Regions from separate parts of the Homo sapiens genome. Here region 1 is linked to region 2. The links are chromatin loops, found by intact Hi-C in ENCODE. Cell type or tissue: ascending aorta. All regions are shown on one strand. Links, peaks and the distances in the headings refer to the core of each region. The heading gives the core; the rest is flanking DNA.

Region 1 (5,379 bases), core at 155-5,154, 61 kb before region 2:
CAACATGCAAAACAAACAAAGAGAGAAGGAGAAAAAGAAAGGAAGGAAGGAGAAAAAGAAAGGAAGGAAGGAGAAAAAGAAAGGAAGGAAGGAGAAAAAGAAAGGAAGGAAGGAGAAAAAGAAAGGAAGGAAGGAGAAAAAGAAAGGAAGGAAGGAGAAAAGATGAGAAAGAAGCAAGGAAGGAAAGACAGAAAAGTCTTTTTTTTTTTTTTTGAGACAGTCTCACTCTGTCGCCCAGGTTGGAGTGCAGTGGTGTGATCTCGGCTCTCTGCAAACTTTGCCTCCTGCGTTCAAGCGATTCTCCTGCCACAGCATCCCGAGTAGATGGGATTATAGGCGCATGCCACCATGCTCAACTAAGTTTTGTATTTTTAGTAGAGATGGGGTTTCCCCATGTTGACCAGGCTGGTCTTGAACTCCTGACCTCAAGCGATCTGACTGCCTTGGCCTCCCAAAGTTCTGGGATTACTGGCATAAGCCATCATGCCCAGCCAAAAGTCTTTTTTTCTATGCTGTGTACCTTGCACCATAGAAAAATATCGGATCACAAATGTAAATCATAAACTGGATCATCAACCTAAATATAAGACCTAAAACTACAAAACATATAGGAAAAACATAGGAGAAAATCTCTGGGTTAGGCAAAGATTTCTTAGATACAACACAAAAAAGCATGACCCATAAAAGGAAAAATTGAACTTCATCAAAATTTAAAACTTCTGCCCTGCAAAAGACCCTGTCTAGAGAATGAAAAGACAAGCCACAAACTCGGACACAATATAAGATGTAACACCTATCTTATAAAGGACTTGTATCCAGAACACAGAACGAACTCTTAAAACTCACTAATGGCCAGGCACAGTGGCTCACGCCTGTAATCCCAGCACTTTGGGAGGCCGAGGCGGGTGGATCACCTGAGGTCGGGAGTTTGAGACCAGCCTGACTAACATGGAGAAACCCCGTCTCTACTAAAAATACAAAATTAACTGGGCGTGGTGGTGCATGCCTATAATTCCAGCTACTCGGGAGGCTGAGGCAGGAGAATCGCTTGAACCTAACAGGCAGAGGTTGCAGTGAGCCGAGATCGTGCCATTGTGCTCCAGCCTGGGCAACAAGAGCGAAACTCCGTCTCAAAAAAATAAAAAACAAACAAACAAAAAACAAACAAGCAAAAAAAAAAAAAAAAACTCACTGGTAAGGAAATAGACCAATTAAAGAATATTAAAGAATAGGCAAAAGATTTGAACTGACACTTCACCAGAGAAGATATACAGAGCGGAGGTAAGCATGAGGAAGGACGCTAACATCCTTAGTCGTCAGGGCCACGGGAGTTACAAGCATGCTCCACACATATCAGAAGGCAGACCAGGTCCTTCACTGTGCCAGGTGCTGGTGGGGACACAGGACAACCAGAATGTTCCTGCTCTGCTGGTGGGAAAGCAAAATGCTGTGAGCATTTTGGAAAACATTTCGGAAGTTTCTGACAAAGTGAAATGGCTCACTTGCCTTTTGAGCCAACAATTTCACTCTTGCATATTTATCCAAGGGAAAGACCAATGTGCACACAAAAACCTGTATGTGAACATTTATAGAGGTTTTACTCCTAGCAGCTAAAAACGATAAACAACCCAGATGTCCTGAACGGGTGGAGAAGCTGTGGTACCTTCACGCAATGGAATTCTACTCAGCATTAAAAAGGAATGAATCACTGATGCAGGCAGCAACAAGGAAGAATCCCAAATAGCCAAGGTAACTAGACACAAAAGGCTACAAACCCTGTGATTTTACTTCTATGACGTTCTGGAAAAGACAAAACTGTGAAGGGGGGCGGGGGAAAGACAAATCAGTAGTTGCCAGGGGAGGGGTTGGGAAGACAGGGTGACTACGAAGGGGTGTGAGAGAAGATCTGGGGGGTGAAGGGAAAATTCTATTTCATGATGATGATGGGAACCACAGGCCTGTATGAGTTTGTCAAAACTCACAAAACTGTACTTGAAAAAGGTGAATATTTACTATATGTAAAGCAAACTTCAGTTGTAAAGAAACGAGAGAGACTGTGCTGTCCAGCAGCTGACAGCCTTGGGGCCGAGGCCACGGGCTTCTGGGCAGCCCCGACTAGACTGAGGCCGGGGTCACCGGGGCCGAAGCCAGGAGCCTTCTAAGGAGCAGTTTGCTCCAGAGCTGCCTGCTGGGTTGGCCAAGACTTAGATCTGGATCACAGCGTGAGCCTCTCCCGACCCAAGCTGCTTCCTCTCTTTTTCCCGTTCATAAGCGTCTGAGCAGCATCCAAGTTTGAAGGCTCATCCTGCCCACTCCTGCTTTCTCCCACTTTGCCTTCTGCAGGTTTACCCCTCAATAAACCTCTTGCAGTCCTCACTCTGGCCCAGCAACTGCTTTCCAGTTCAGTTCCAGCAACTGAACACATGCATCTAGCATTTCCCAAATTGATTTGATCTTGGATGCCTTTTTAAAAAGAATATTCCTTACAATCCCGTGGAAAACACACCTGGTGGAAGTTTATTAAGTCCTCAGTCTTTCCCCTTTGTGCTGCCTGGCCCCCCTTCCCCTACCATGCACCCCACCCTTGTGTTTTGTGTCCCAAGGGTCTGGAGGAGTTGCTGAAGGTTTGTGGCCTATCCTGTCCCTCCCCATGGTCCTACCTGGCAGGAAGGCTCCAGGGGGGCTGGGGGAGAAGGGCGGGTCCCAGAGTGATGCTTACCCTCCAGGATGGGGTTGGCTTCCAGGACCTGCTGCTCAATCCACGAATGCTGGCCACTGATGGTGGCCAGGAACTGCAGGATGAGCTTGGTGGTCTCCGTCTTGCCAGCCCCAGACTCGCCGCTGCAAAAAGGGTGTGCAGGGACATGATGCCACAAAACGACTATTTTTTTCAACACCTCTCAACTCTCCTGCAAACCCCAGTCCTGCTTTCTGAGCCAGTCTGACAGGGATGGCCTCTCCCCTGCAGAAATCCCACTGCACTGAAGCCCTGAAATCCCCTGTGGGTCTCAGGCTGCCTGTGTTGTACATGTTATTGTGTTTGTCTTTTCTTCTGTGCTTGGCTGCAAGTTCCTTGGCACACTCGGATCTGATTCATTCCAGGGTCAGCACCACAGTGCCCAGGACGTACAGAAGACTGAGTGAGATGACTCAGTGTCTTCCTAATGAAAGGGTGGCCCACAGGCCAGCAGCAGGCTCGGAATGCAGATGCCCAGGTCACACAGGCTCTGTTGATCAGAATCTGCATTTTCACCAGATCCCCAGAGGATTCCTGCACTTTGGAGTTTGCAAAACAGACTCCCACAGTCCCATTATCCAGCTTCAACTCCCGGCCAATTTTGTTTCCCGTCCTGTACTATTTTAAAGCAAATCCCAGATGTTGCTTCATCTGAAAATATTACCTTTTTTTTTTTTTTTTTTTTGAGACGGAGTCTCACTCTGTCACCCAGGCTGGAGTACAGTGGCATGATTTCGGCTCACTGCAACCTCCACCTCCTGGGTGCAAGTGATTCTCATGCCTCAGCTTCCTGAGTAGCTGGGATTACTGGTGGCTGCCACCACACCCAGGTAATTTTTATATTTTTAGTAGAGATAAGGTTTCACCATGTTGACCAGTCTGGTCTCAAACTCCTGACCTCAGATGATCTGCCCGCCTCGGCCTCCCAAAGTGCTGGGATTACAGGCATAAACCACCGTGCTTGGCCTGAAAATACTGTCTTTTTTTTTTTTTGAGACGGAGTCTTGCTGTTGTTGGCCTGGGCTGGAGTGCAATGGCACGATCTCAGCTCACTGCAACCTCCGCCCACTCCAGTTCCAGCAATTCTCCTGCCTCACCCTCCTGAGTAGCTGAGATTACAGGCGTCGGCCACCAAGCCTGGCTAATTTTTATATTTTTAGTAGAGACGGGGTTTCACCATGTTGGCCAGGCTGGTCTTGAACTCCTGACCTCAGGTGATCCACCTGCCTCAGCCTCCCAAAGTGCTGGGATTACAAGCGTGAGCTACCGCACCCGGCCAAAATATTACCTTTTTTAAAAGTTATGATCAAAATACCCACAATCACTATGCCAGCAAAGCAGAGTGAGATCAACAAACCTCCAGTGATAGCTGTGGACTCCCCTGAGTGCCTGTCAAGCGCCAGGCGTTTTTATAAACACGAGCTCATCAAATAACCTGCCATTGTAGAGACAGGGGCTTAAGGGGACTTGCCCACAGCCCTGGGGGAGGAAAGGGCAGGAGGAGAATGCAATTTGATTCAAAGTGACAAGTGACATTCTGCTCACTGCAAGGAACCAAAATCAGGGGGCTCTTTCCTCTCCTTGTTCACACTGCCAGCCCCGCCAACCTCCAGGTAGAGCCACACCGTAAGCTCCCTGGCCAGCCAGCCTGCGGCCCAGCTCTGCTGAGGGGCCTCTTGCCCTGCCTCTGGGGGCAGGTTGGGAGTTCCAGCTTTCTCCCAGAGTACCTGTCTGCTGTCTTCTCCAGAGCCCTGGGTTTGAATTTCCCACTTCACTGCTGTGTACCACTGGAACAGGATCTCAGCCCCTCTGATTGTAGGTCTCTCCAGCAGTAACATGAGACCATATCATGGGAATAAGAGCATCTCTTTCAGAGGGTTGCTGAGGACATGAAATGTGATCACCTGTGCCTTAGGACTTCATTCTGGTCTCTGTTCAACATCCCTCCTCAGAGAGGCCGTGCCTGGCCTGCCCCCTATCTAATGAAGAGGCCGACATCACCCTTTCCTCTCCCCTGCTGTGTTTTTCTTCAAAGCTGTTAGGACCTACATAAAAACGCACTTATTTGTTGCCTGTCTGTCTCCGCTTCTAGAATATAAGCTCCCTGAGGAAGGGATTCTGGTCCCTTTTGTTAGCTGCTGCCTCACCATGTTAGGACAGTTGGGGGCACTCAGTTGGGGCATGACAAAACCTCAAATGATTGAATGAATGAATGAATGAATGAATGAATCCCCCAGGTGGATCATGTCATCCACGCCATGGACTGAGTTGGGGTGCATGGGGCTGAGGACACCAAAGTTCTCTGCTAGGATCCAGTGTTCCTGGAACAACGGGTGCAGACTCCCCTGAGGGGTGGCTTCCATCCCCGTGGCCAGCCTGCCACACCCTCCCCTCCAAGTTCTCAGGGTCTGTGGTCACTGGTAGAGAGGCCAGGCCAGGCAGGGAGTCTCTGAAGCAGTCAGGACCTGGACTGGAGGGGACACTTTCCTTCTGGTCCCCTAGTGAACTGAGAGCTGTCCCCTGGAGCTGCTGCTCCTCTGTCCTCACCTGAGGCCTGCCCTGTGTTTTTTTTTGAGTGGGCCCTCACCTGTTCAACTCCTGCAGCTTTAAGTGCCTAACCTGGGTCCCATATCTTTTTCTTT
Region 2 (5,379 bases), core at 324-5,323:
AGGGAGGGAATGGCTAACCAGGTCAGCAGACGTCACAGGATGTATTTGAGCTGAGTCTTGAAGGGGTGAATGTTTTGTAATTAATAATTAATGAGATTTTGTTACTGATGGTGCATAACATTTATTGAATATTCACAGGCTCTGTGCTAACGGCTTTGCATGCTTTTAGTCCTCAGAACTGCCCTCTACGGTATAGATAGTATTCCTAATTCCATCAGATCAAGGACATGGAAGCTTTGAAGAGTTAGGAAAATGTCCTTTGATCACATAGTAGAAAATAGCAGAGCTGGGGCTTGGACCTCAGGTCTTTCTGACTCTAAATTCCACAGCCTTAACTGTCACATTATGTTGCACAAAGTCCATCCATTCTACCTAGGGAGAAAGATGGAAGAGACTTCATGGGGCGAGTATTTTTGGCAAGTTTTTAGGCACGAAAAAGACAAGGTAGAAGAAAGATATTCTTGGTAAAGGGAACAGCATTTGTAAAGGCGCAAAGTTAGTGGTTCCACTCTGCTGGAACTGGAGTAGAATTTCTAAAATGTGGTCAGAATCATGTGGACCACATGTCAAAATTCAGATTCTGTGACACCTTTCCCAGATACACTGAATTAATATCTGGAGGTGAGAAGCACAAAAGTTTGTATGGTTTTCTCCAAAGTTCCCCAAGTGATTCTTAAGCATACTGAAGTTTGGGAACTGCTGGTGTAACACATAGGGTTGATGGTGAGTGGAAAGAAGTGAGTCTAAAGAGGTAGGCAAGAGTTTGCATCATTATTATAAAATCTTAAACTTGGTTGGGAGGCCAAGGCGGAAGGATCACTTGAGGCCAGGCATTTGAGAACAGCCTGGGCAACACAGACTGTCTCTACAAAAAAAAAAAAAATTATCCGGACGTGGTGGCGTGTGCTTGTAGTCTCAGCTACTTGGGAGACTGAGGCAGGATGATCTCTTGGGCCCAGGAGTTCAAGGCTATACTGAGCTATGGTTATGCTACTGCACTTCAGCCTGGGTGACAGAGTGATACCTTGTCTCAAAAAGACAAAACAAACCAAACAAACAAAAAACAAGCTTTGTGTAGAATTTTTTTTTCTGGTATTCATCAGGAGTGCCTTTGTTTCTGACTCTTATTCTAAGATCAACCAACTTTTGATAGACAGGGGACACAAGGGACATTCTGGTTTATAGCTTCATTATATTAAGTGTGTGCTTGGGAGTTTCTCAGAGTGTTGCAACACTCCAGGAACTACATTGGATTGACAGCATTATGTATTTTACTGCAGGGTTTCTCAGATTCTTTCATGCTCATTAAACTGATACGCATTGACAAAGTCCAGTATGATAGTTTCAGCTATATCTTCTGGAACTAAGGTCCCGTGAAACATGTTTTTGAAAATGGTCCTATAGATATTTCCTCATGGAATGTACTGTGTGGTTTAGTGTTGAGCATTTTACCAGTTTATAATGGTAGAGTAGTATGCAACATCAAGTACTTTGAGTTTGACACTTCTCACCAGTAAAGAAGAAACAAAGTGTCCTGAGTTATTTGGGTCTATACACGTTTCCATTTGACGATATAATACTTTGAAATTTGAATACTTTACAAATTATTATTTGATTTATAGCAGTTTTATTTACTTTGCAGTTTAAGAATGTCAGTTATCTCTCTGTGTATTGTGGCCCTGGTCATAAGAAGTGTGGTTATTCTTTGTAGACTGAGATAAACAAGATTGTTTATTATGATGGATAACCAGTGATTTATAACTGCAGTGTGAATGATGGCTAAGAAGGAGGTATGAGGCATTATCGATGGCTTTTTTTTTTTTTTTTTTTTTTTTGAGATGGAGTGTTGCTCTGTCACATAGGCTGGAGTGCAGTGGCACGATCTTGGCTCACTGCAACCTCCGCTTCCTGGGTTCAAGTGATTCTCCTGCCTCAGCCTCTCAAGTAGCTGGGACTACAGGAGTGCGCCACCACACTCAGCTAATTTTTTGCATTTTTCGTAGAGACAGGGTTTCACCATGTTAGGCAGGATGGTCTCAATCTCCTGACCTCGTGATCTGCCCACCTCGGCCTCCCAAAGTGCTGGGATTACAGGCGTGAGCCACTGCGCCCGGCGGCATTATAGATGTTTCTAAAGCATCTAAGGACCTTCTGAGTGCTCAATTTCTTTTACCATTACAACTAGGAAATGTGTTACATTATTTTAGAAATGACATTAAATGTCAGTTTCAACTGTTGGTTTGTTGTACTCATCTGACTTTTAAAAAACTGTCTTTTGGATTTTTTTTAAGCTTGCAATTTAATTGCCAAAACCACTCTAAAAACTTTGGATATTGTTTTGATAACTTTTAAGCTTAACTGTATAATTTCCAGCATACTCGTCCCAAATTCTGTGGTGGTGTTGTCTAAGTGTATTCTTTAGCTCGAGTCTATTAAACTAGTACTTCTTTACTGTAGTGATTTCTCCCCTTTTTTGCCCTGTCATGCCATACATAATGCTATGTTTTCGTGAAACTCATAAAAAATTCATGAGGATTCCTAAATTTTACAATCATTGTCTTATGCAGTGTCCTTGTAAGGGTTTGTTTTGGAATGCTACACCATGTGTCAGGAAATCTGGGGTAGAGTGTAGCGGGTGAGTTTTGGATGACTGCCCAGTGTCTCTCACTTCTTTGGGAGTGACTCCCAGTGCTGTGCCCCGATCCAGCTGTAACTGATTGAGTCACAGTTTCTAATATTGCCTTGGCCAGTTAAGTCATCTCTCTTGGGGATTTATAATTTAGGTTCTAGACAGGGTATAGCTGAGTCATGTTACTGATGGTACTCTAGTAAAATGATCCTTGAGTTCCCTTTTCTAAGCTCTCTGTGCTGCGTTGGTACTTAACCTTCCCAAGTGTTTAGTCATTCAACTGACTTTGATCCTGAGAAGATTGTTCTTTTTTTCTGGACTTAGCTAGAGATGATTTCTGTAGTTTCAACTAAAATAAATCAAGTCACACATAGAAATGGTGTTAGAGTTATGTGATGGATATATCATGGAGAGCATTCCAAAAGCCAATTATAATTTTCCTTTTTGCCTCCTGCTTTAATTGCCTCTGCTGGTACTGTATGCCTCTCCCCACCCTCCCGTCTTAACTCAGCCATCACAAACTGCATGCAAACATGCCTGTTGTCTGCACACCTTTTTTTTGCAGCTCAGTTTCATATAGATGCACTTCCAGTACACTTTTGAAATATCATATACATACTTTGTGAATAGTGCATGTCACACTATACTGTTACAGTATGCTTGGCTGGCTCCTCATCAGACAGCAGCTCTTAAGGTCAGGCCCTGTGACATACTCCGCCTGGATTCTTGGTGTCTTGCACGTAGTAGACATGAAATACATTCTTGTTGGATTAATTTTTCCTCACCTTATGTTATTCCCACTTAAGGCCTTTATTACTCATTTAACAAATACACGTTGAGTATCCCTTATCCAAAATGCTTCAAATCAGAAGTGTTTTGGATTTAGAATTTTTTCGAGTTTTGGAATATTTACTTATACAGAGTGAGCTATTTTGGCGATGGAACCCAAGTCTAAACACGAAATTCATGTGTCTTATATACATAGCTGGAAGGTAATTTTACACATTATTTTAAATAATTTTTCACATGAAACAAAGTTTGTGTTGGGTGCTTATGTGTGGAATTTTCCACTTGTGGTGTCATGTCAGTGCTCAAGAAGTTTCAGATTTTGGAGTTGTCTGAATTTTCAGATTAGGAATGCTCGAACTCTACCTAGTGTGTGTATGTTCTGGAGACCATTCTGCACTCTGAGGATACCTCAGGAAAACAAACCAAAATATGTCTGCCTTCCTAGAGCTTACAATCTAGATAGTTAAATTTTCCATCTGCATTCTTTTAAATTATGAAGTGTGGCTAAAGTAAACTTTAGGCAACATACAGACTATTGTACGGTAATTGTAAGATTCTATGATATCTCTCAAGTCCTAATACCGTTTTAATAGATAAGTGCCTGTTTCAGTGGGATAATAGAGCTTGTGACTGACAAGGAATCTAATACAGTACTGTGTTGAGTGCCCAGTGAGAACTCAAGAAAAATGTATTTAGGAATTTTGAAAAGTGTATGATTTTGGAAACTTACCTGAATGTGCTATATTTCAGTGACTGTGTATAGCAATGACTCTTTGCAATGCTGTGCTGTCATAATGGTGATAAAATATTTAAAAACTCTTCAAACATTGGCTTTGTAGGCTATTTTATAATTTTTCATATTCTTTTTGAATTTGTAGACACAGCATACTTGGGTTAGTAAAAGTTTGGGTTTTATGAGAACATTTTCAAGCCATTTATCTTGTCATTGACAAGAATAATCTTGTCACTTAACTGTTTCATAGCATGATGTTGGGCATATATATTATTAAAGGCTCTTTGGTCCTTGAAAATTGGTCTGTGGTAGGTTCACATAGCTTAAGTCATATATCTAACAAGAAATATTTGGCTCAGTAAATTTTTAAGAGGGTATACTCAAACACGGAAATACTTTCACTTTTTAAGCTAGAATATTATTGCCATGTTATTTAAAGTTGAGCTACCAGATGGGAGAAAAAATTCACCGGATCCTAAAATACTTGTTAGTATTTTGGCATGTTTAATTTTGTATATTTTTCTCTGCATTTTAAAGCCATAGCTATAATATGCACATATCAAGTTTGTACCCCAGGGCATGTTTTCAGAGTAATTATTTCAAGTAACATTATGTGTTGGTATAGTTAGATGAATCATGTTCTCCCTAAAACTTAAGCTTTCTTGTTTCTAGGGTTACTAGACACAGGACCGTGACTACTGTAAGCCTCAATTTTGTTATCATGAGAAGTACCATTATGAGGAGTAAATGAACTAACAGGAGAGAGCCTGTTGTGGTATTGGCTCTTAGTGGGTACTTAGGAAATGTTAACTTCTCCTTTCTTTGTTTGCTTAAATTATCTTGGGAGAAGGTGCCCATATGTTATTTGACCCTTTAAATAAAATTAAATTTTATAGTTCTTTTCCCTTAAATAATCTTAACCTTATAAAACCCAAGAATGTTCCTGTGTAAAAGAACTTGGTTACATGTTTGCTTGTATTTCTTTGAAAAATAGAGTTATTTATTTTTATTTATTTATTTTTATTTTTGACAGTCTCACTCTGTCACCCAGGCTGGAGTGCGATGGTGCAATCTCAGCTCACTGCAACCTCCGCCTCCCAGGTTCAAGTGATTCTCCTGCCTCAGCCTCCCTAGTAGCTGGGATTACAGGTGTCCACCACCACGCCCAGCTAATTTTTGTATTTTTAATAGAGACAGGGTTTCACCATGTTGGCCGGGCTGGTCTCGA

The links. Hi-C counts contacts between places; a loop is a spot of excess contacts. Peaks named below come from ENCODE experiments on the same cell type or tissue, not always from the same donor. Only the 100,000 strongest peaks of a DNase experiment are listed, where the experiment ranks them.
Region 1: it touches region 2 in a loop (5-fold over the local background); 4 of 110 quality-filtered maps call a loop at or near these places.

The regions. Positions count from the first base shown.
Region 1 is chr2:127,567,251-127,572,629 of GRCh38, reverse strand. It overlaps MYO7B (myosin VIIB), which reads right to left. Exons shown (of 48, transcript NM_001393586.1): 6 at 2,720-2,841. It overlaps LOC105373609 (a long non-coding RNA gene), which reads left to right and starts at 1,668. Exons shown (of 3, transcript NR_132317.1): 1 at 1,668-1,749. In ascending aorta, for the core only: no CTCF peak of the experiment used is centred there; DNase peaks (open chromatin) are centred at 2,139, 3,119, 3,779 and 4,369; H3K27ac peaks cover 2,484 bases.
Region 2 is chr2:127,506,164-127,511,542 of GRCh38, reverse strand. All of the region lies in intron 2 of IWS1 (interacts with SUPT6H, CTD assembly factor 1), which reads left to right. Among named protein-coding and RNA genes, the nearest start is that of IWS1, 18 kb to the left of the region's middle. In ascending aorta, for the core only: no CTCF peak of the experiment used is centred there; a DNase peak (open chromatin) is centred at 2,662; H3K27ac peaks cover 2,857 bases.